Linked DNA regions of Mus musculus: all the other regions are linked to region 2. A link is a loop called in an ENCODE intact Hi-C map of the cell type or tissue named here. Cell type or tissue: heart. All regions are shown on one strand. Region 1 overlaps Slit3 (slit guidance ligand 3). Region 2 overlaps Slit3 (slit guidance ligand 3). Region 3 overlaps Slit3 (slit guidance ligand 3). Region 4 has its middle 18 kb from the start of Gm25799. Region 5 holds the start of Gm22022 (a small nucleolar RNA gene).

The links. Peaks named below come from ENCODE experiments on the same cell type or tissue, not always from the same donor. Only the 100,000 strongest peaks of a DNase experiment are listed, where the experiment ranks them.
Region 1: it touches region 2 in a loop (8-fold over the local background); 8 of 42 quality-filtered maps call a loop at or near these places.
Region 3: a loop joins it to region 2, with 5 times the contacts of the local background. A loop is called at or near these places in 26 of 42 quality-filtered maps.
Region 4: it touches region 2 in a loop (11-fold over the local background); 10 of 42 quality-filtered maps call a loop at or near these places.
Region 5: a loop joins it to region 2, with 11 times the contacts of the local background. A loop is called at or near these places in 22 of 42 quality-filtered maps.

The regions. Positions count from the first base shown.
Region 1 is chr11:35,691,020-35,696,019 of GRCm38, reverse strand. All of the region lies in intron 32 of Slit3 (slit guidance ligand 3), which reads right to left. Among named protein-coding and RNA genes, the nearest start is that of Gm46278, 17 kb to the right of the region's middle. In heart, a CTCF peak has its summit at 2,668 (motif pointing right); a DNase peak (open chromatin) is centred at 2,749.
Region 2 is chr11:35,449,140-35,454,139 of GRCm38, reverse strand. All of the region lies in intron 4 of Slit3 (slit guidance ligand 3), which reads right to left. Among named protein-coding and RNA genes, the nearest start is that of Gm39705, 93 kb to the left of the region's middle. In heart, CTCF peaks have their summits at 1,530 and 2,346 (motif pointing right); a DNase peak (open chromatin) is centred at 2,339; H3K27ac peaks cover 729 bases; H3K27me3 peaks cover 101 bases.
Region 3 is chr11:35,662,920-35,667,919 of GRCm38, reverse strand. It overlaps Slit3 (slit guidance ligand 3), which reads right to left. Exons shown (of 36, transcript NM_011412.3): 26 at 3,734-3,858. The region is part of intron 2 of Gm46278 (a long non-coding RNA gene); the gene reads left to right. Among named protein-coding and RNA genes, the nearest start is that of Gm46278, 11 kb to the left of the region's middle. In heart, CTCF peaks have their summits at 333 (motif pointing right) and 2,726; no DNase peak of the experiment used is centred here.
Region 4 is chr11:34,878,703-34,883,702 of GRCm38, reverse strand. No RefSeq gene overlaps it. Among named protein-coding and RNA genes, the nearest start is that of Gm25799, 18 kb to the left of the region's middle. In heart, a CTCF peak has its summit at 2,002; no DNase peak of the experiment used is centred here.
Region 5 is chr11:34,840,677-34,845,676 of GRCm38, reverse strand. It overlaps Gm22022 (a small nucleolar RNA gene), which reads left to right and starts at 3,323; the gene lies at 3,323-3,449. In heart, a CTCF peak has its summit at 1,971 (motif pointing left); no DNase peak of the experiment used is centred here; H3K4me3 peaks cover 225 bases; H3K27me3 peaks cover 232 bases.

The sequences.
Region 1 (5,000 bases), 240 kb before region 2:
GAGATGGTGCCTCCAAAGATGGACGGCCCCAGAGGAACCATACCTGAGGTTCTCCTCTGGCCTCCACGTGCACGTGCACGCACACAGAGAACATTGACAATAAGAACCCGCCACAGCCCGCACCCTGGTGATCTTCACTGTAGCTCTGATCCTGGGATCCACACAAGTCCTCCAAAAAACCCGTAGCCATTTGTCACTCTTTCATCCATCCCCCCCAAACTCCCTTCTTCTTTTCCCCTTTCCTCCTCATGGACCTGTCCACTCTTGCTCCTTCCTCTCCACCCGCTTGTCTATTATCCATCTACCCATGCTTCTGCTGAGGGCTGAGTTCTATGGTCTTAGGTGCTGGGGACTAGAAACAAATCACGAAGCCCACACATCTCCTCTAAATCAAACGACCAACTTTTGAGCATAGTCTAGCCAAGCAGCAGGAAAATGAGGGCGAGGCAGGAGCTGAGAGACACCGGGGTGTCTGGTTCAGGGATGGAGGCAGGAGCTGAGAGACACCAGGGTGTCTGGCTCAGGGATGGAGGCAGGAGCTGAGAGACACCGGGGTATCTGGTTCAGGGATGGAGGCAGGAGCTGAGAGACACCGGGGTATCTGGTTCAGGGATGGAGGCAGGAGCTGAGAGACACCGGGGTATCTGGTTCAGGGATGGAGGCAGGAGCTGAGAGACACTGGGGTGTCTGGTTCAGTGATGGGGAGCTGAGCAGCCATCAAGCTGCGTGGATGGGTCAGAAGCATCTCTACTGCACCGAGTGAGTCATGAATGAGGGCAGATGCTGCCCTCTTGCAGGCAAGTTGATTAGTATCAAGGTTAGAGAAAGAGGGCCAAGCCCTCCCTTCGTGCATGTGCAAAACTATGTAGCTGTGTCCCTGACCACCCCAGAGCTGCTGCTATCCTGGTAATTGAGCTCCTGGGACCTATAACTGAAAGGCGGGATGGGCTATTTGGGAACTCAGTTCCAAAGGTTGCATTCCAGAGCTGTTTTAGGCCAGTCTTTGAAAGAGTCCTGTTTACTTCTTGGTGACCAGGAAGCAAGAAAGAAGTGGCTGGATCCCAAGGTGCCAATGTTCCCTGTAAGTCCCCCCACCCCCCACCCCCCAGTGACCTCACTTCCTCTTCCAATGGGCCACTTCCTAATAGCACCACAGACTGGAGGCCAGGCCTCATGCTTGGGTGAGCATTAGGCAGTCTCTCTATCAGAAGCAGCTATGAAGCCAGAGTTCCGCTGTGTGGTCTTCTCTTTCTTTCCTTCCAGAACCAAGCAAGGGTCAAGGTAGTCAGGGTAGCTATTTTCCTGTTTTGGATATACTCTGGCACAGCAAGCAGCACTGTTAGCTCCTTCCTGGCTGTTAAAGCCATTCCCTTGTTCCTTCCTGAGCTCTGTAGGGCCATCTGAGGCGTCGGCATATGGTTGAGGACTACCAGGCTGGAGACAGTGCTTACAGCAGCTATCAAGGTAACAAGGGCTGCAGTTACAATTCTCTGCCCCAGGAGTGTTGGGCTCCTCTGGCTCCAAGGACAGCTTTGTCTGCCTGTCCTACCTGCCCTTAAAAAAGGTGTAAGGGCCAGAGAGATGGCTTGGAGGGCAAAGAGATGTGTTACATTCAATACCTGAGGTTGACCCTAGAATCCTCGTAAAGCCAGACACAGTAGTGTGTATCTACAGTCTCAAAGTTTCAGAGAGATGGAGGGTGGAGACAGGAGAGCCCTCAGAATGTCACAGGTCAGCCAGCCTGGCATATACAGGAATAAACAAGACAGCCAGTATCAAAGTGGCAGGGGAAGACTGAAACACGGCGTCGTTCCCTGGCCTCCACAAGCATGCCCTGGAGTGCACATGCCTGCCCTCACAATCGCAGACACCAAACAGAGATTTCTGTCAAAGTTGTAAACAAAGATCTTCCAAATCAAAATATCAGTGGGAAAAAGGCTATACTGCTAACAACAACAACAACAACAACAACAACAACAACAACAACAACAAGAAGGATGGTAAGAACAAAAGCCAAGCCCAACCCTTCTGTTTGCTCTAAGAGAAATGCCCATGCTGCATTGCCAAGCTCAGGTGATCAGTGATTGGCTCCTAGAGAGATCGTTGGGGATGTCAGGGGAGACGAGGGCCTGAGAGTCTTTGACTGTCCACTGGGCCCAGACAGTAGCCGTGGCCGCAGTGCTGTAGCTGAGGCTGGAGGGCTCCTGCATAGGGCTGCCCTGGCCACAGGCATTGCCAGAGGGGCCCACGGTTCTCTCCAGTGTTTGCGTGCACGTGAGCCCCTGCACATGGACCTGTGCACCAGTTGCATGCCTGGTGCTTCCTGGAGCCAGAAGAGGATGTTGGGTCCTAGAACTACAGTTACAGTGAGCTGGATGCTATGGCTTCTGGGAACCGAGAGCGTCTTCTATGAGAGCAGTGGCAGTGGGTGGGCCATGCAGTAAGGGCGGGAGCTGAAGACCTTCATTTAACCCTAACAAGCCCACAGGCAGGAGCCACATCTTTCCTCATTTGGAAACAAGAGACTCACTGCCTAGGGAATTAGAGTACCTCACGAAGAGTCAGGACTTAAACTCATGTCTCCCAGCTAAGGGAGGGACTGCAGGCCACTGTACAAGAAAGATTACCAGGTGGTCATCCCCCCCCTCAATGCCAAGAGTGGCCAATAGGTGGCGACAGAGCCCTGCAGGAACAAAGAGTTCCCGTGATTTCTTTAGGCGAGCAGCCTGGGCCTAGGGACCCTACTCTGGCAACTGACTCCTGCACCCTAGTACCACAGCCTGCAGCCACACAATGGGAGGGTGGGTTTAATGGAAACCTATCCTGTGTCCAAGGCTCTTCCCATCCCGGGATTTCTCTGAGCAATCAGGCTTCCCAGCCCTCAAATAGAGTGGTGATGGTTTGCTACTCCATGTGTGAGGATCAGATGGGACCAGGACCTTGGCAGTGATGGTGGCAACTCAAACTGCCAGGGTACGCGCCCTGCCAGGTAGAGCTGACTCGTGCATGGAGTTCTGAGCCTTAAAACCTTAAAAAAGCTAAGAAATAGCCCCCCCAAACACTGAATTTCCCAGTTTTTCTTCATAGTCTATAGCTCCTATCTCACAACTCCACCCACTGAGGTTCTGGTTAGATGCCCTTCCTGAAGGCCCCTGGCCCTGTGGGTAGAGGAGTCCCGTGGTAAGTGTCCATACTGAAGGCCTGGCCTTTCCTGGGGCAGGAAAGACCCAGCTGGGCTTGAAGTGTCTGCCCTGTGGCCTACAGCAGCATCTTGACATACTCCCTCACTTCTTATGACTACTGGGGGTCCTGAGCAGCATCGAGGATGGGCCGAGGGAGGCCCTGGAACCCAGTTGCTCTAGAAGGATGAAGCCTGCAGGGGCCCTGGCAGCTCACTCTTTCATGGGGCTAGCTCATGGGGTCTCAGGGGACAGAGCTCTCCCAATCGGTCAGCTTTGGTTTGGTGGCTTGGCTTTCATTTGAGACTGACACGGCCTTCCAGGTGGCAAGAAGTCACTGCAGTGACTCTGAGGAACAGCCTTTTGTCCTTTCAGCTGCTGTCAGCTGAGTAGCATGGCATTCACAGAGGGCATCTCCCGTCCTGCCCTGTGGAAACGCCCTCCCTTAGCTTCCAAACAGAGCTATTTACTCCTTGATCACAAGTGTCCCCACAGCAGGCTGGAGAACCTCCAGGGAGGCCTGTGTAGCCACTGTCTATGAACATGTGTGCCTTCTGTGTGGGGGATGCTTAACCTCATGTCCCCCACACTTAGATGTTTACCAAGTAAGTCAGCAAGTGAGAGATGACACTACAAGTTGAACATCCCTCTATCTAAAAAATCAAAATGCAAAAGACTCACCCCCCAAAAAAGAGTCCTAATATGATGTCACAAGTAGAAAATTCCACACATGACCTCATGTGATGAGTTGCAATAAAAACACTGTATTATTAAAAATATTGTATATGCTTGCCAGGTGGTGGTGGCACACACCTTTAGTCCCAGCACTCGGAGGCAGAGGTGGGTGGATCTCCAAGTTTGAGGTCAGCCTGGCCTACAGAGTGTGTAGTGTGCTGATCTGACGCTGCTTGTATTCTAATCCTAAATTCTGGCTCTCAAGATGTGGCTGCCCCCATGAGCAGATCGTCACGTATACACCGAGTGATGCGATGGGAACCTTGCTTTCCAATTTAACTGGTCAATAAAAGGCCAGAGTCTGTGACTGGGCAGTAGAGGGAGAGCGGTGGGACTTGAGGATCGAATGAGGAGGTAGCAGGGAGAGGGAGAGGAGGAGAGAGAAGATTGAGGTGGAGGAGGCCGCCATAGGAGGAGATGGATCATGAACACGTGGCCAGGAGAACAGCAAGGAACAAGGGACTTTATAGCTGGGGAATGAGTTAGAACAGCTCCAAACCTGCCCAGTCTAGGCTTGAAAATAAAATATCTGGATGGTGTATCTTTTATACAGGCAAGCTAGAATTATAAATTGCGTTTACAGAGTGAGTTCAAGGATAGCCAGGGCTACACAGAGAAACCCTATCTCAAAAAACTAAACACACACACACACACACACACACACACACACACACACACACACACTAAAATTGCTGTTAGATGATGTGGATATAAACATACATGAGCTGTCCTATAAAATCACTTTTCATTTGGGATTTCTGGAATCTGGAGCCCCTTATGGTCATGTGCTGAAGGGTAGCTCTGCCACCAGGGTTGACATGCGAATCCAATCATCTGCCTGGAGGCCCATCACTTGCTTCTTTCCAAGGGCATGCCACCTTCCTAGTGGACACAATGCATTCATACAGCTCCCTGGTGGCAGCTTCAGGAGGTAGCAATGGTTTCCTGGTCCCTAACTCAGCACTGTGTTTCCAGAAGACTCCTCACTCTGCACCGAGCTCAGCTGCTTCTGGAAGCTCACCCCTCCTCCCTCCATCCTTTAGATCCACATCACGGCTCATTTGTCAAGCACTGTTCCACACCAAA
Region 2 (5,000 bases):
TCCCCGCAGCAAAGCACAGCTCTGGAAGAAGTATGAGCAGACCCACCGATGATGGGATTAAGGTGCCAAAAGCTCTCCCAGAAAACACACTGCTCAAAAGCACAAAAAGACTCAAGGTGGGGTGGGGTAGGTGAAGCTTCGGCTTCACTGGATGTGCGTTGATAGTCTATGGGAAAATCTGGACTCACCACCCACTGAGTTATTTTGTAATTAAAAAAAAAAATCAAGTAGGCCTTTCTCTTGAACTCTACACTTAGAAGGCAGTGTCTCCTTTAGGCACTGAGAGGGGACTGCCCTCTGCTTTCCCATCCACCCACAGGTGGCTGATAAAATACAGATGAGAGGGGGACCCCTGCCTGGAGGATGCTGGAGGGAAAGAGACACCTTGGTTGCTCTTTCCTAGCTTGGCCCATCTGCATCCTTGATGTGTAAGTGCTGAGCAGGTAATGCGACAAAGGGTAAGGCCAGCAATTTGTAGATGGAGAATGAGACTCTGGGAGCATTAGCTGATGCCACCCGGTCACACCACACTGATTCCCACCAGGGAGATGCCTTAATAACTAATGACGCAAAACCATCACCCGGAGAACAGAGTCAAAGGGATACCAAAGGCTTCTAGATGGGTGGCCATCAATGAGGCTGGAGAAATACAGGCACACTAGGCTGGCCTCAATTAGGTGTGACTTATCTTGTGCTAGCCCCCTGCCTGGAGTCCTAGGCACATGCCTTTCTTATCATAGGTTCTAAGTTTGTTCTTGGTTATTCCACACATATCAACATGGAGATAGCACAAAAAGGGCTCACTGCCTGCTTTTAGGCTAAGCTTGGGTGCTTCCTCCCTACACATGTACCTGTGACTTTGTGAGGAGGTAGTGGCGTTTCACAGAAACCCAGAACCAGGAAGAAAAGAAAGGGGACTTTGGGTCCACCAATCTCAGCCCCATCTCCCGATTTGCTCTAATCTCAGGTCTTGCGTTTATTTTCACAAGTGGATTAGAAGCAAGAGTTCTCTCCCCGGCTGTCAATTTGGCTGGCTGTCTGCTTTCGAAGGCCTTGTTGGGCCTCACCTGTTAAGCCTTGTTCTCACTGAATTCTTATAGCAAAGCAACAGGGCTGGGGTAAAACCATCTCTCCATGTTCCCTTTGCTTGTTTATAGCAAGTGTGGGATTGGGATCTGGCTCCTTGCTCTGAACACAATGAATACTGGCCTGCAAATTCCTCTTGCTGCCAGCTTGGAGCTCTTTGTCCAGGAGGGTGTATGAACCGCAAAGGAGGGCCTCAGCCCCTCCCAGTTATCCAGGCCTTAGCTTCTTTGTACTAGAGAGTCATACAGTCTGGTATTGCCATCAGGTTTGAACACAGGTCCAGGATTTTGAGTCCTGACCACGCCCCCCCCCCCAGGTGCCTGCAGACTAGGCTTGTCCTGCATTTTCCTGGGTGCCTTCTCTAGCCCCAAGGGTGGCAGCTTCTAAGGAGGGTTTTTCATAGTCCCAGAAGCGCTCCCGGGCGTTGCTCACACAGCACAACAGTGACATCCAGGGGAGAGGCTGGGTGATGGCAGGGACTGCAGCCCACAGATCTGGGGGCTGATTGGTTTATAAGCACATGGACCTTGAATCATTAGGGTGCAGGCATCTGGGGGCCTGTTAGCCAGCCCAGTGATTGGCTGAGGTCTTTCTACACTGGTCGCAATCCTTCAGTGTGCTTAGTTGAAGACTTGGGGGTGAGCATCTCCACCCGGTTAGCATCTTCACCCAGACCACACTGAACCCCAGCAGTACCCCCTGATCTCCTCATAAAATCTCCGTTCACAGAGCTTTTTTTTTTTTTTTTTAATCAGGTGGAGAAAAAAATTTCTGGAGCTGAAAAATGAGTGTTATCCTTCCCTTAAAAAAAATGGTTTCATTTATAAGCAAATGGCTAAAGCTTTCTTCATGTCACTAATAGTTTAAAACTTACACGCTCCATGCCATTCCATTGGGTTTGACCTACATTATGAAGAGTAAGGACACAGAACAGAGAAGCAAAGAACAAGGGGAATTATGCCCCGGAGCATGCACATGTGAAACATGCAAGTGTTTAAACATCTAAACAGAAACCAGGGACAGCATGAATGGAGAGGTTGCAAGAGCGGTGTAACATGAGAGGAAACAGACCCTGGCCTCCACTGCTGCCCCTTCTGCATGGGGAGGCTTTGAGCAAATGCTGCCCATTAGAGCCATGCTCTGCAGTGTCCTCTCCGCAGACTCTGGTCCTGGATGCTCCTTGGGTCCCTCTGGAGCTGCTGCTGACAGCCTGGGTGTCCGCCTTCCACTCCCACGGGCCCCTGCTCATTCCTCTCTTTGGCCAGCAGGTGGCAGCCTGGAGATGCTGCAGAAGGCTGGCCCAAAGAGGAAACAGGAAAGGAGAATCTGACAGGGGTGCTGGTGGTTTTAAGAGTCACCTCTGTCCTGACTGAGATTAGCTCAGGGGTTTAGAGTTTGAACCAGAACTGGTTTGGGACTGGATGTCAACCAGGAGGGCTGAGCAATAGAAAAGGAATTAAGAAGTAATCACTTTGGGGAAAGAGGCCAGAGGGAAAGTGCCCTGAAAACTGTTGTCCATCGCTTGGGTAAAGGAGCAAGTGGCCAAGTGATACACCCCGCCCCCACATACACACACACTCCTCTTCCTGACCAGATTCCTTTGTCACCTGCACATCATATTGCTCTGCACAGGTCCTGACACAGAGTTGGATAACACTATGGATGCCAATCACTATCTGACCTGTAGTTATGATGAAGGGAGGGCATTGGAGCCTTAAGGTGAGCTATAGAACTCTGGATGTAAAGAAGAGTCAGAAAAGAAAGATGCTCAACTGGGAGCAGGCAGATAGGATCCAGCTGCAGTTGAATGCAGAGCCAGAGCCTGTGGGCGCTACAGTTAAAAGCAAAGTGGTGGGAGTACTGTCCTCTGAACACCTCAGACATCATCTTGGCTCTGGGCATACTTTATGGTCTATCTGAAATATATTTAGGTATGTGTGTATGCATAGGGGGGATGTCTTCTCTCTCTGGATATTTTCAAGCAAAAGAAAGTCTGGGGGGAAAGGTTTGGAGAACTAATTTGTTGCAAGAGCCAGCAAGGCTAAGAATTAACCTTTTTCCCCTCCCCCTCTTAGTAGATTTTTCTCCTGCTGGCTCTAGGGAAACCACCTAACATGAGCCTAATACATACAACACACCTTGAAAAGACTGTTTTGTCCAGAACAGAGAAGGCCCGAGCTCTGTTATTTAAGGGAGCTGTGAGTTATTGTTGTTTCTTCTGTGGTGTCTCAAAGGAACCTGCAAATACCACAAGCTCTGCTCAAATGAGCTCAGGGTCCACTGTAGGGACCGAGGGGGAAGACCCAGTGCTTGGTTCTGCCTGGACACCTGATGGATCAATTTGGATTTATCTTTCTGGGCTGAGGAGGAAAGAGGCAGTCCATAGGCGTTTCCAGTCCTATGAACAGTGCAGACACCTCTCACTCCAAACTGTCTGGGTCAGAATTCTCTGGGGATCAAGCTAGCTTCTGTGCTTTGAAGACGCATTTTGGGAAAATCTCACCGTCAGAATCAGGGTTCCCTTCACTGAGAATGTTCCCAGGCTCCTATACAATCTCACTTGTAAATCTTCAGGAACCTGCCTGTGTCTGAGTAAGCGAAGGCTTTCTCTCAAATGTCCCCAGGAAGGCCAGGAAGTCATGAGGACCAGAGCGTGTCATGATAAATAGAAAGGGACAGGGACTTCACCAAAGTCTCCAAACTGTGCCACACTCAGATGGCTCCATGCACCCCAGTCCCAGGAGCAGATCAAAGAGATGACCCTGGCCCATGAAAGCGAATCCACCATCTGGAGAAAGATTACAATCACACCCCTTCAAAAGCATATTAGACACAAAATGGACTGAGACAGGTAAGGATACAATTAAATGTGCCGGAGTTGGGAATGAGCCATCTCTAGGTTAGGTCCAGAGGCTTAAGAATAAGGCAGGTTGCCCTCAAATTCCTCATGAGGATAAAGCATTAGATGGCTCTTGCTGTCGTGTAGATGTTTGCCTCTCCCACCAAATCCACAGGTTGAAACCTAATCGTCAGAGTTACAGGATTTGGAAATGAGACCTTTGTGGGTTCGTAAAGGTGGACTCCTTCTAAATGAGTTGAGTGGCCTTACAGAAAGGACTCTAGAAAGCTTCCCTGTTCCTTGTCCTGTGTGAGAATATAGCCTGGAAGGTGTCATCCACAAAACACGATTCAGGCAGGTCCTTGCTACACACAGCACCATCTGGAGGCATGACTGTGGACCTCCCAGATTTCAGAGCTGTGAAAAAGATGTGTCTCTCCTTAGAAGTTACCAAGTCTATGTATGGTATTTTGTTATACCATCCCCAGTCCATTAAGCCAAATAGAGGATGAAAATGGTTGCTTAAAGTTGTTAAGGTTTTAGTTCACAGGTTACACAGTCTCTGTTACCAGGACTCAGTGCTATGGTAGCCTGTTCATGAGGGTGCCTGACTATTCTGATAACACCTGATTTAAGACAGCAGGCACTGGGACAGATCTGACCCAGGATCTTGTTCCTAGGGTCATGGTTTGCTGATCTGTTACCAAACATAATAACGGAGGACAGTCCCATTTTGTAATAACTGTCTCAGAATGCCCCAGGCGTGAATGAAGCAGAGCGATGAGGAGCAGGTCTGTGCTTTCCATCCCAGGCTCAACTGGGCATTCATTGACAGGATGGCAGGTGGAATCGCCCAATAAATAAATGATTTATCCACCTCTCCCTGTTCAGCACACACAGTTAGATTCCATAGAAGTTGAACATTACCCTTCCCAATCAAATATATAAATATAAAAACAAGCATCCGACCCAGCTGTTTATTTTTTTTTTTTAGTCCAGTGAGTTATTCTACGGTTATCCTGGGGTTTGAGAGCACAACCCATCGAAATCACGGTTGGCAGAAGGGAAAATGTCA
Region 3 (5,000 bases), 210 kb before region 2:
GCCACAGTGCAATTGTGGAGGTTAGTGGATAACATTGTGGAGTTAGTCCTTTTATCCCTCCTTTACAATGTGGTGGTTTGAATACATTTGGCTCCCAGGTGTTTAAACGCTTGGCACATGGGAGTGACACTATTAGGAGGTGTGGCTTTACTGAAATAGGCATGGCCTTGTTGGAGGAAGTGTGTTACTGTGTAAGTGGACTTTGAGGCTTCCTATGCTCAGGTTCTGCCCAGTGAGGAAGAGACTCTCTTCCTAGTTGCCTGCATAGGGCAGTCTCCTCCTGGCTGCCTGCAGAGGGCAGTCCCCTCCTGGCTGCCTGCAGAGGGCAGTCCCCTCCTGGCTGCCTGCAGAGGGCAGTCCCCTCCTGGCGGCCTGCAGAGGGCAGTCTCCTCCTGGCAGCCTTTGGATCAAGATACAGAGATCTCAACTCCTCAAGCACCATGTCTACCTGCTTCCCGCCATGATGATAATGAACTGAACCTCTGAAACTGTAAGCCAGCCCCAACTAATGTCCTTTATAAGACTTGCCTTGGTTATAGTGTCTCTTGGCACCAACGGATATCCTAAGATCCATGGGTTCTGGATATCCAAGTTATGTCACTACATTTGTGTGGTAAGTGCCTTTGCCCATGGAGTTAACTCAGTGGCCCGTCTCTTACTGGGACCTGAGTCTTGACCACTTGTCTAGGCAGGCTGATCAACAAGCTCTAACCATATGACTGCCTCTGATGCCCAGTTCTGAGATGATAAGTTAGCATCATGATGCCTGGCTTTGTCATGGGTTCTGGGACCCACACTCAGGTCTTCAGCCCCAAGATAGTTTAGTATGCACATGCAAGTATTATAAGATCCAGAAACATCTGAAATCTGAGATGCTTCTGGTCTCAAGCATTTCATATAAGGGATGCTTAATCTCTATTTGCCCCAAGCGGAATGAATTACCATTGTAAATCACATTACTTTCAAGGTACCTCTTAGGCGATGCAGCCCCGTAAGAAAGTGGCAGTGATGACCATGACTAGGGTCTGAGGCAGGGCTGGGTATGCTAGATAGTTCAGGGATACATGCATGCATGATAGTGGTACTATAGAGATAATTATGAAGAGAAGAATAAGAGAACCTCAAAAAGGATCCAATGGGACCCCCACCCCACCCCCGCCAGCCCTGGCCTGTATACTCTGATGTTCTTGCAAAGTAACACTTGGCTTAGGCAGAATCCCCATTCCCATCCCTATACCAAGGGTGGTGTGGTATGTAGGATCTCATTTAGACCTTCCGGCTGAGCCCAGAGATCTAGGAGGTATTTCCACTGCTTGAAAACATGGTAATTGGGACTTCGGATGACGATTTCTGTCACTTACACATCCGTGAAAAGCAATCACCATTTCCAACGTGTGTCTAATTAGCCCAATTCAATTCTCTTCTGCTGCATTTTGTTCAAATCTACTCGAACCGGGATGTTCTTTTGTCCTCTTCCCTCTGTTCTCCATCCCACCCTATGTCCCCTCTCTGACAGAATCTGGGCTAGTGGCTTCCTTTAAACGAGCCTAGGAGCAGCTCCCTCACTGGAATCTCTGCGTCGTCAGATGGGGTGTGGGGCCACTCAGGGACCTTGTTATTCAAAGTGTGGTCCTTGGACTAGTAGCCTGGGCAGCCCCTGGGAGCTTGTTATATACACCATCTCAGGCCTGACCCCAGCTCTCAGAAATCAGAGCCGACATCTTAATAAGATTCCTGGGTGCATACAGGCTTGGGAAGTCCTTCTTGGAGGCACTGAACATGTGCGTGAAGCCCAGTGGTAGAGAAAAAAAATCAGGTATATTTTATTTTTTTAAAATTCCAGAATAGTGGCAAGATTGTTAGCCACGTGGCATGTTTGCTGACCCTGGCACTGGGGTAGGCGAAGGGCACATGCGATGCGTTTTTAGCCTTGTTACAGCTAGGCTGGAGGGCTCGAGAGTTTCCTTTTACAGGTGGAAGGGCAAGGTTTAGGGAGAGCCAGTCACTAGGGTAGACCAGGCTGGGTTCTGTTTTTAGCTTTGTGCTAAGGTTCGGTGCTTTGTAAGTGGTAGAGCGTGGGTAAGCCCTAGCATTTACAAATCTTAGTTGACCTTTCAAATGAGGATAAAGACTGATGTCTCTGGATGATTAAGCATGCTGAGATAATACAGTCCAATTACTTCATTCAAGCCTTGCAGAAGACCAACAGCAATGGCATCCTTAGACAACTCTGGTTTCCCAAGGCAGTGTAGCAACATATATGAAAATCCTTGACACTTGTGAACCGAGTTCCAAATAAAAAGCAGCAGTGTACCATAGGCTAATCTCACTCTCCAGTATGAGGGATGGAGCAGCTTGCAAGAGGGAAGGTAAAGATGGGGATGTGTCAGCTTATCACGTACTTCCCATACAGTGGGTCCTCTCCTAGGTATACTGCACACATCACTGACCACACATCAATTTCTCCCAACCTGTGGGATGTGTCCTGGTGTCGGGGATGAGAAGGCTGAGGTGAAGTCACTGGTCATGGACAACGCTGCAATCCACACATGCGTCTCTGTAATTCCAGAGCCTGAGACTCCTTCCCCTCCACTGAACACATATGCACAGGGCTCACTGGATCTGCAGTTGAGCAATCTCTGTGCTTGGACTCTAGGCTACACTTAAGGCTTAGGGACAGATGGTTTAAAAAGGAGTCCTTGGGCTTTCTTGTTCCAGGCCCATAGGTGGCACTCTGACACCATCTGCTAACAGCCAGACAGAAGCGCAGAAAGCCACCAGGTAGCTGTCCCCTGGAAACTGCCTTTCAAGCCTGTCACTGTCCAAGCCCAGTCCCTGAGGACGGATGCAGATGCTGTATCCCTGACACTCAGCCTGTGCATGTGGTGCACAAGATGGGCTACGGGATACCCTGGACTCTTGGCTTGTCCAGAGCATTCAGATCCCATGGATAAGCATTGAGTCGCACCTTGTGGACCCCAGTGAGTCACTGGCTATCTGGGAACCTCTTCAGGGTAAAGGACGTTGGCATTTGGCCTGTATAGCAATAGCCTTGAGTTTTAGTCTCAAATCTATGGAAGCCTGGTTTCTAGTCTTATAAAAGAGGCCTTCTTCATAGGTTTGCTAGGAGAAAGAGTGAGCCAGACACCAAGCATAGAGCCTGACTCAGTCTGCAGGGGGACAGTGTAACACTTGTGGATTGTGCGGGGGCGGGGGGGGGGGTAAAGGTTGTCTTGGAAGTAGCCTGGATTTCTGATAGAATGGATGGGAGAACCTGGTAGTCTCCATCTTTCTGTTGGGTTTGCCAACTATGTGGGTGGCCTTGGAAGCCCCAGATCATTGAGTCTTTGAGTCCCTAATCCCCTTATTCTCTGAAATAGCAGCCAGGATACTGGGTTCAAGGGCTGACTTTTCCCAGAGAGCATTTTGTAATTGCCTGGTTTGTAATCTCCCTGTGACTCACAAACAAAACAAAACAAACAAACAAACAAACCCCCACACAGGTAGCATTTCTATCTCAGCATCCCTGTTAAGATTCCATAGGCCCTGCCTGGTAGGCAATATGGAGGAGACTAGGGATGTTGTTGGCAAATGTCACTTGGCAGGGGTAGGTCACAGTGAATTGTAGTTATCCAGGCTACATTACACAGCATCAGCTGCACAGGGCCTCTCCCTGCAGCCAGGACAATGGAAGAGCCTGGGCACGAGTGGTGGGCGGAGCCTCCCACCTTACCTTGTAGCTGTAGGGGCAGGTGCAGCGGTACTGCTCCACGGGATCCTGACTGCAAGTGCCGTTGTTCTTGCACGGGCTAGAGAGGCAGGCGTTGCACTTGGCCACGATGTTAATGTCCACTGGCCCTGAGTAACAAAACCAGAGAGTGGGTGGCAGCTCTCTGAGCAGGGCACCTCCCCTCACTTCCCCTCTGCTCCGGCTCCCTCCCATGTCTGGGCCCAGAGGGCCGCTGGCTCTCTTGAGGCTGTACATCCTTCTGGAGAGAGTCCCATTAATTCAACGACTGTCCAGTGAGTAAGAATCACAGCGGGACATCATACAGAAGCACTCTGCAGTCAAATCAATTACTGTAATTAGCCTGATCCGATTTGGGTGCTAATCTGCAAACAGTGCACCATAATTAGAACCCTCCTGCGTATCTTCTATTCCAGGAAGTTCGCAGCACAGGCTCTGTGTCGACCTTCTCCTCCTTTGCCCCTGCCAAGCCATTTCCCATAGAATAGCCAAGGAGGGATGCCAAGGCACACACATGGAAGGGCCTTTCTTCAAGACCTTAGGGGTGATGATGTCATACAGAAAGATGCTGATGGGAGCTCTTTGCGTTTGTCATCCATGGAAATGATAACTGCATCTTTTTTTTTTTTTTGGTAAGGTCATGGTCCCCACATAGAGATTTGCATAAAGGGATTATGTCTACTGCTGTAGATAGCTTTGAGCATGAGTTATGGAGACATATAAAGCATACACACACACACACACACACACACACACACACACACACACACACACACACACACACATATATATATATATATATATATATATATATATATATATGCTCTATTTAATATCAGAACTTTAACTAGCTTGGAGCTAACAGTCTTCAACCTGTAGATGGGTTGAGAGTCACTCTGATGAATGACCGTTTGTAGGTAGATGAACAGATTGGCCCCAGGGAGCTCTGAAACCAATAGGTCCAACTTGGGCTCACATCAGAATGAGAGCAACCACCTGCCCGTGCTTGCCTCTGACTGAGGGGTTCCTGGGACACAGAGATTTCTCTTGACACACAAGGACAAGTCAGAACCAGTCTAAATCCTATGCCTAGACTGTAACTCTAGATCCAGAGATTGCTGGACCCAGAACCAATGTTATTTTTCAAGCACTGCGAATCCAAGCCAACTTTATATGTGAGGCAGTTCTACCCAGTTTCAACCCCTGCCCTTGAGTAGGGATTTTTAAACTTCTGCAGGTGATTCCTGTCGAG
Region 4 (5,000 bases), 570 kb after region 2:
TGTGAGGCAGGAGTGGGTAGGTGTGTGGGAGAGCACACTCATAGGAGCAGGGTAAAGGGAGATGGGATAGGGGGTTTGCAGAGGGGAAACTGGGAAAGCTTAAAAAGTGAATTAATAAAATATCCAATTAAAAGTCAACAAATAAAATGCAGCAACCCTATTTTTAAAAAGAAAGAAATGTGCTGAGCAGCCTGTCTTTTTTTACCTGCGTGTGCTATGTGCATATACCACAGCACAGTGGACTCACATCTCTCAGAACAATGGGATAAATCTCTCCTCTGCTAACAAGTACCTGGAGTGGATGGTTTCTATTCAGTTACATTGCCAATGTGTGCAGGTTGAAAGGCTGATTGGGCTTGAACTGGTTTGGGGCACATGGGTAGTTAAGGCAAAACTGTCCTCAAATAAACTTTAAGGATAAAACCCTGTTTCCCATCTCTTGCTTATGCATCGTTGAAGGTTCCTGTGATTAAAATCATGAGAAATTATATGTGCAGTAGAAAATAATTATGTGACTTTAGGAGAACAGAGAGCCACCCTCACTCTACTCCTTAGTAGCCTCAACTGTCTTACTCTTGAACTCCATAAAATTCTTGAAGGCTCAAAACAATAATCAGGGCTTTTGACTGTTTTCGCTCATGTGGCCTGCTGTTGCCTTGCAGGACATTCAGGCCTTCTTTGTTGCTGTGATTTTACATAATCTCTTTGCCACTTTGCAAATCTGTGTGGTCTTTGGTTTCAGTTCCAAGAACCTGGCAAGATCAGATTCAAATCCACCATCAGTAACAGAACTGCTCAGGTAGCCTTGAGAAGATACTGAAGCTGGAGGACTGAAGGAGAAGACCTGATATTCCTAAAGTCAGACACTTGGGGTAGTAGTGGGGTTCTCACAGTTAATGTCCAGATCACTAAGGTCCTTGGTAAGATGGTTCAGAGTCTCTGTGGAGCACATCACATGCTTGCCAGTGGATCTAAGAAGAAGGGTTACGTTACAGAAAGGTGGAGAAATGCCGAGTTAAGTCTCAGTCCTGTCTGAGTCCAATGGGAAGGAAGCTGAGAAGAGCTGGAAGAGACAGAGAGCACCTTCTGCCTCTTACCCTTCAAGTTGATATAATCCAGCCAGAAGCTCCCCACAATGAAGTCTGGGGAACAGAGTTTGCAGACCCCTGATCCCAGAGTTGGGTTCGATCATTCTGAGGCACAAGGTCACTGAGTCAAATGGACAGATGGAGTTTCTGACTCATCTACTGCTGTACTGACAGCCACAGACCAGGCAATTTGCACGTTGAAGAAACTTCTTACAGTTCTAGAGGCAGAGAAGGCAAAGATCTTGGCATTGATGTTTGACGCGCCTTCAGGTGAGAGACTGTAATGTGGTAGAGAACATCAAATGGAAAGAGAACACACACAAAAAGAACTTGCTCTGTAACAAAGCCAATCTTCAAGAACTAATCCACCCCAAATAATGGCTTTAATGCATCCAGGACAATACAGTCCTCATGAGAGAATCACCTCTAACAGTGTGACAATGGCAACTCAGTTCCAACACCCATCTGGAAGGCCAAGCCACAGTACCACCCGATTTAGATTAGTTTCCTTTCACACTCTTCTGCCACAGTTAGATTCTAGTAAGTTTACTGTGTGCATGCTATAAACTCACCTCTTCTTGTCTGTCAATTTTATTGCTCATTTTCCTAAGGCCCTGCTTGTAGCATGCAGCTAATGAAGATGTTGAATGATAGACGTGTCTTTTGATACTGGTGGGATGTCCTCTGATTATTAGCCCTCTTAATGGCTCCTAAGAAGAAAGTTAGAGAAAATGTAGAGGAATCTCGAGTAAACTTTGCTGTAGCTGATCCTGCAAATGCACCAGTTGAGCGGTTTTAGGGATGTCTATCCCTGGCTGTGTCTCCTAACGTACTATCTGAATGTACTATTGGAAACTGTTATTGTAGCTAGAGCTATGCTAGCATAGCTTAAGAGTGACATCCAGTGGTCTGTTGAGGTGAGCCAGCATAGAGAACGGTTTAGCAACCTCAGACTCTACTTTGTTTGGGTTATAGACAAACCCTTTTACATCCTATCTTTATTCTAATAATGCAGCTGAGAGTCTAGCTTCTTTGCCTGCACATACCATGCGCCAATACTCCTCCTTGATCCATGCACCTAGTGACCTTGGGTCCTCACCTGTACATTCTACTTCGAACAAGGGAATTAATTTTTCCCTACCCTAGTACCCTGGATAGATTCTACTTAAACATATTCCCAGTTATGTCCCAGTACAAAAATCTGGAGTGAAATCCAGTCTAAATTGGCTTGTGGTATATATACAACAAGGCAAAATTGCCCTAACATGAGTTTTATTTATTTATTTATTTATTTAGGCAGAATCTCCTATGCCTCTGAAGAATTGGGTGCAGATATGATTAAAATCAGATGCATCATGGGTAGGGACGTGTATAGCAGAAAAAAAGACTTTATGCCTAACCTGTCAATAAAAACAGAGAACCACCTTCTCCATGTCCCTTATCACCCAAGTTCCTCCTCCCATTTGTGAAGTCCTTAAAATGAAACTCCAAATAATAACTGGAGTTCCTGAGTGTCTTCATTCTCATGACCCATTGCCCTCTTGCAGGATATTCAGACCTATTCTAGAGCTTTGCTTTGAATAAAGTTTTCTAGATACACTTGCCATGTGTGTGGGCTTTTTATTTGAACTCCTTGAATAAGAAGCCCCAAACTTCAAAACACCTGACCCTGACCACAACCCCAGCAACAAATCATAACTTAGTCACATCTGTAATACATATAGAAATCTAATCCCTTCCCAATTGTTAACGTAAATAGAGAGGAACATAATATAGGAGAGCCCGAACATTAAATCATTAGGCTTACTTTAGGAAATTATCAAAGCCATGTTGCCTGGTTGTGGGTGATCTCGTATTTCAGTTCATGGGTCTGTTTTTCTCTTTTAAACAAAAGCCTTTCCTCGTTCTGGTGATGAGCTAGTGGGCACAGAGGGAAAGTGGAGGGGAAGTATACTCACCACCATGCCCCCCAGTGCAGATGCAGAAGGGAAGTGAGATCCACAGGGCTAGTCTAGGAGAAGTAGACAGCCCTAGACCTGGTTCTCATCACCAGAAGTTCAATTATTTATGGCTCAAGAGAGTGTGGAAAATCTGCCTAGACACAGGTTTGAAATAATATATGAGTGCTCACCTGAGATGAGAGCCCATCTGTGTAGGGGTCCATGTAGAGTTGAGTGAGTCTTTGTGTATGGTCCCCAGAGAGGCAGCTAGCTAGCTACTCTACAAAGATTCCCAGACAGCAGCTAAGGCCAGGGAGCGTGAGTGCAGAGGAATATCAGCCTCGTGATGGTCCTGCATTCAACAATATGCTTCAGAATGCTCACGGTGGTTATCCCAGGTAGACTGGGGAGTCGGGTCCATTCTATTATAGACACAGTCTCAAAAGAAAATAATTAAATAGTTAATTTCATGTGGGCTTCAAATCGCCTCATTCCCTTCTCTCAACTACAAGAATCAAACCAATAATTCTCGAATGACTCATACTTATGTCTACAGGGATATCTTTGTAACTGAAAAAAACACTAATTCAGAATTCTGTGATTTGAATATTTTGCTGGCATGAAGGAATGCCCAGCAATGGGAAAGCCCCTTCCCCATTTAATAATGTTTTCCAGAAGCAAGTCAGCAAAAGTGCATTTATTCATAAATACAGAGCAATGCCTGCAAAGGAAAGCTGGAGGTGGCTACAGTTGGAATTGTTGAGACATCTCTTTGACTCATCTCCATCAGGGGGCAGATGATAATAGTGTGGTTAAGGTTGGCCCCATTGTCAAGATGTGGTAAGAGACTTGTTCCTGCTTCCTTCTATATAAGCAAATCACACAAGGCAGTGGGAGTTGATCTTCTATGACGTCTGCAACAAAACAATTTCCACAAAGTCTGCTTGCCTGGTATATCAAAGTGATAGGTGGGATTAGGCTCCCCTGTGGAAATTTCCATGTATGTTTTAGAACATGTGGAGATTGCAAAGAAGAGCTATAAAATCCATACATGCTTACAGTGTTAAAATGCTCTTGTCAATGAGGATGTGGAATGGGGGTGGTGAATCACATTCTAGCAGGGTATTAGCTTATTTCTCAGCATAACGGGAGCTTTCAGAAATCAAAGGAATAATTTTCAATGTTCAAACTCTCTTTTTTTGTATGTTTGTTTGTTTTTGAGACAGGGTCTCTTTAAATAACAGCCATGATTGTCCTGGAACTTGTTTTGTAGACCAGGCTGACTTTGAATTCAGAGAGCCCATTGCCTCTGCCTCCCAAATGCTGGGATTAAAGGTGTGCCCAGGTTTTAAATTCGCTGAACAGGATGATGTATGCAATAGAAAGATAAGTGTCATGACATGCAACTTTCTATCTTGTTTTTATTAATATGACTTAGCAATCACTGCCTGACCAAGATGGGGTAAGGTAGATATTGAAGCTCAAGTGGAAAGTTATTCAATCGCATTTTGTCTTGAGTTGTTTTCCCCAAACATGCCCTTATTTCTAAGACATATTTTAATAGGAAACAGATTACATCTCTGTCTAATCTGTCTGTGCAAGAATTCCCACTTCAATCGGATAGGGGACTAATATCCAACATATATAAAGAACTCAAGAAGGTGGACTTCAGAAAATCAAATAACCCCATTAAAAAATGGGGCTCAGAATTGAACAAAGAATTCTCACCTGAGGAATACCGAATGGCAGAGAAGCACCTGAAAAAATGTTCAACATCCTTAATCATCAGGGAAATGCAAATCAAAACAACCCTGAGATTCCACCTCACACCAGTCAGAATGGCTAAGATCAAAAATTCAGGTGACAGCAGATGCTGGCGAGGATGTGGAGAAAGAGGAACACTCCTCCATTGTTGGTGGGATTGCAGGCTTGTACAACCACTCTGGAAATCAGTCTGGCGGTTCCTCAGAAA
Region 5 (5,000 bases), 610 kb after region 2:
GTTTCAGGGAACTATTTCACAAGACTGACCGATTTATCAAAAGCGGTCACATAATACAGCCAGCAGCCCACAGTTTATCGTGGGTGGTTGATGGGATTCATCTGCAATGAAGCAATGGTCTCAGCATCCTGCCAGGTAGTGGGGTTAAGTACAACTAGTAAAGAATGACTGGAGCAAAGGAAAGGACACGTCTACTAACAGAACGGTTTAAAGTTTTATCAACAAGGCAGGGAGGGTGGGAGTCTAGATGGTCTGTACAGTGTACACCATACCCACAAAACAACGCCTCCCCATTTTCAGAGTGGGAGAAAGAGTTGGAAACCCAAAACATCATTGTTCAGAAGTAAACCGACCTTTCTCTAGTATTTCCCGTAGCTGTTCTTGTGCCTTCTTGCTTGCTCAGGGACCTTAAGGGCTCTGAAATGATATACTCAAATGTTTTCTGGTTGAGAAAATGAATAGGACATACACCGGATTGGTTTGAAAAAATGTCAATAAGTCTGTCCGTGACCTTGATAAAATATTAGAAAACTTTAAGTTCTTCGAGTACAGCTCTTCCCTTGAAGAGAATGCAATACTCAGAATTGGTATTTACATAGTGAGCATATTTCTTAGCCAAGGATTCATTGACTTCTGGGCCTCTCCAACAGAGCTAGTTTGCATACTACATTCTCTAGTATATTGAAAATGCTTGATAGAGCTGGATGTCCAGCACAGATAGAATGTGAGGGACGCTGGGTTTCATCCTCAATATACCAAGAAACGAGGAAAGGAGAGTAAAGGAAGGAAAGGTGGAAGGAAAAGAAGGAAGGAAGGATTACTGGGATTGCAGAAATAATATCACAATATACATTTTTTAATAAGAAATATTGGTTTAAGTAAAGGAAACCTTTATTGCTTCAGTGAAGGAAGCAATTGAACTTCTGGGCTATCAAATACTACCACATACTTCCCTGGAGTATAGACCAAAGGCTACTTAATTAATAAATGTTCAGCATATATATCTTTTGTAAGAAGCTTTGCTTTGTCAAAGATTCAAGAGGTTAGAGATTTAATCTGCATAATATTAGTGAGGTGTATTTGTAAAGTTATTTCTTCACATTTAACTTTAAGTCCTTGCATGTCCCAGTCACTATGACATTACTCGGGAAGAAGAACTGTAGTGAGCAAAATAGATAAAGCTCTTCTCTGGGTTCAAAAGACTTACAGCTTAGTGCTGAAGGCAGACGCAAATTACCACAAACAACTCATGTTCTGAAGGGCAAGGATAGGGTGCTATGAATCGCACGTAGGAGGTAAGCCCTAGGCTAAGAACCCAGGAAAGGGTCCGAGAGGGAATGATAGTTAAACTGAAAGATAGTCTTAATAAGAACAACTGCTTATTGACATTATGCCAAAAATGCTTGCCCGTTTAAGTTCACAGCTGCCTGTTAGATTGGATGCTTTGATTATCACCAGGGGTTTAGATACTTAGAAAGGCTCGCACCTGTAATGCAGCACACACTTCAGGTCCGTGCTAAATCCAGACCATCTCTTTCTTTATTATTTTTCATTTCATCCTATGTTATAACATCTATATTATAGCATCTCTTTCTATATATATTCTTAGCCATTGGTCATCTGGCCTCTTCAGCAACAAAGGATGAGGCAAATGAATTAAATAGAAGGAGAGAAAAACAATTCCAGTTAGGGTAGAATCATGGTCAGATGCCTAACATTGGATGTTACTGGTGTGTGTGCGTGTGTGTGTGTGTGTGTGCGTGTGCGCGTGTGTGTGTGTGTGTGTGTGTGTGTGTGTGTGTGTGTGTGTGTGTGTGTGTACACGTGTATGCACGGGCACTTATCTAATCTAAGGGACACCAGCAAGTGTTACTTGCTAGAGATACTTCCAATGGCAGAATCTAGTTTCTAAGACAGAAAGATGCTTTCTTCTTATAAAATATTTGCCAACACTGCCACCTAGTGCTAAAAGGCAGGAGGTTGCTATGAACGGAATTACAAAATAGTACTAGGTGCTTGCCTGGTAGAATTGGCTTCAATTTCTATGTCTAATGCCTATTTTTTCTAATAGTTTTTCCTATAAATAAAATACATTATATAGACATTGAAAGAACAATGCTTAATTTCATATAAGAAAAACAAAAAACTCAGGACTGCTAAAACAATCCTGCTCAATTAAAAAAAAAAAAAAAAACTTCCAGAGATATCACCATCTGTAATTTCAAGCTGTACTACAGAGCTATAGTAACAAAAACTCCATAAGAACATACAGGTTGATTGATGGAATCACAAAGACCCAGAAGTAAACCCACACACCTATGGACACTTGAATTTTGACAAAAAAGCCAAAATTATTCAATGGGGGAAAAGCATCTTCAACAAATGGTGCTGGTCTAGCTGGAAGAATGCAAATATTCCGTGGGAGGAGATACAGAGACAAAGTGTGGAGCAGAGACTGAAGGCATGGCCATCCAGAGACTGCCCCACCTGAGGATCCATCCCATATTCAGTCACCAGACCCAGACACTATTGTGGATGCCAACAAGTGCTTGCTGACAGGAGCCTGATATAGCTGTCCCCTGAGAGGCTCTGACAGTACCTGACAAATACAGAGATGGATGCTCTCAACCATCCATTGGACTGAGCACAGGCTTCCAATGGAGGAGCTAGAGAAAGGACTGAAGGAGCTGAAGGGGTTTACAGCTCCATGGGAGGAACAACAATATGAACCAATCAATACCCCCAGAGCTCCCAGGGACTAAACCACCAACCGAAGAGTACACATGGAGGGACCCATGGCTCCAGCAGCATATGTAGCAGAGGATGGTCTTGTCGGTCATCAGTGGGAGGAGAGGCCCTTGGTTCTGTGAAGGTTCGATGCCTCAGTGTAGGGGAATGCCAGAACAGGGAAGCAGGAGTGGGTGGGTTGGTGAGCAGGGGGAGGAGGGATGGGATAGGGGGGTATTCAGAGGGGAAACCAGGAAAGGGGATACCATTTGAAACGTTAATAAAGAAAATATCTAACATAAAAGTAAATACATTTTTAAAACTCAGAAATTAAAAAGAAAGAATAAAGTCAAGACTACAGTGACAAAAATGCAAATAGATCCATAGCCATCACCCTGCACAAAACTCAGGTCCATGTAGATCACAGGCCTCAACACAAAGCCTGATACACTGAACATCGGCATGGAATTCAGAAGACAACTTCCTGAAGAGAACACCAACTCATGCAGGGACGAAGAGCTACAATTAATAAATGGGACCTCATGAAAATAGAAAGCTTCTGTAAGGCAAAGGACATGTCATAAGTCCAAAGGGACCTGCCCCTAGAGGCATTACAGGTGTGGCTGCTTTGTCACATGTGCATCAGAGGGTGGCAGAGAGGAGAGAGGCGATGTCTATCCTCAATGTTCTGACCTAGGCACATCTTATTAGAGCCGAACTTTCTTTGAAAAAAAGGGGGAAGGGGGAAGCCTGAGACCACCACCAGTCCAGCATCAGGGACAGGGAACTAGCCTGAGACCACCACCAGTCTGGCACCAGGCAGGCCTGGACAGACTCTCATGTTGATGTCTGAGGGCTGTGCAGAACTGGCCCCACCCTTCACCTGGGCATCATGGGAGAGCTGGCCCTAGAGGCAAGAGAGCAGAAGAGCTGACCCGACCCTCTGCTACCAAGCTGCCGTACACCAGCCTTATTGGAGTAGGTGTGGCTTTGTTGAAAAAAGTGTGTCATTGTGGAGGCAGGTTTTGAGGTTATATAAGCTCAAGCTATGTCCAGTCTCACAGTCTCCTTCTGCTGCCTGTGGACCACATGTAGAACTTTCAGATCCTTCAGCACCATGTCTGCCTGCGTGCCACCATGCTTCCTGCCATGACAATAATGGACTAAACTTCTAAAACTGTAAGCCAATTAAATATTTTCCTTTATATGACTTGCCTTGGTAATGGTGTCTCTTCACAGCAATGAAACTTTAACTAAAACAGTGAGGTAACCCAAACCCAGAAAGACAAACATGGTATGTTCTCATTTATAAGTGGATATCAGTCATAAAGTAAGGGATAATCATACTACAATCCAAAGACTGAGAGAAGCTAGGTAACAAGGAAGGCCCAAGGAAGGATGCCTAAATATAACTGTGAAGGGGAGCTAGAGTAGACATAGAGGGTAGATGGGGAAGGGGCCTGGATTGAGGGAGGGCAGTGGAAACAGGAGGGTCCAAGTGGGAGAAGGGGAGAGAGGAGAGAGGAGAGAGGAGAGAGGAGAGAGGAGAGAGGAGATAGAGAGAACTGGGAGAGCTCAACTGGAATGGGGGGTTGCATCTCTGGGATGAGTTAGAAACCCAGAGCAATGGAAACTTGCAGAAATCAACAAGGGTGCCTCAAGCTAAGAACCCTAGCACTGGGAGCTATGGAGCCTAAACCAGCTATCTACTGTAACCAGGCAAGACTTCCACTAGAGAGACTGGGACACCAGCCCAACCACAAAACCTTCCACCACTTCCATTCATCCTGCCTGTAAGATGTGCTGGGGTAAAGGTGGGATAAATTGTGGCAGTGGCCAACCAATGACTGGTCGAGCTTGAGACCCATGCCATGAGAGGGAGCCCACCCCGACACTGCGTGGAGAGCTAGGAGCCAGAAGCTAGAGAGCCCAAAGACTTAGGATAGAATCAAACATAACTGGCAAATGAAAAAAAAAGTCAGTGAAATGATTCCTAATGATATTCTGCTCTACTCATAGATCGATGTGTAGCCCAACTGTTATCAGAGAGGCTTCACCCAGGAGCTGATGGAAACAGATGCAGAGACCCACAGCCAAACATAGGGTGGAGTGTGGAGAATCCTGCAGAAGATGCAGGTGTTGGGGGAGGTTGTAGGAGCCAGAGAGGTCTAGGACACCACACACACACACACACACACACACACACACCCCACAAAATTAACAAACCTGAGCCAATAGTGGCTCACAGAGACTGAACTGCCAACCAGGGAGCC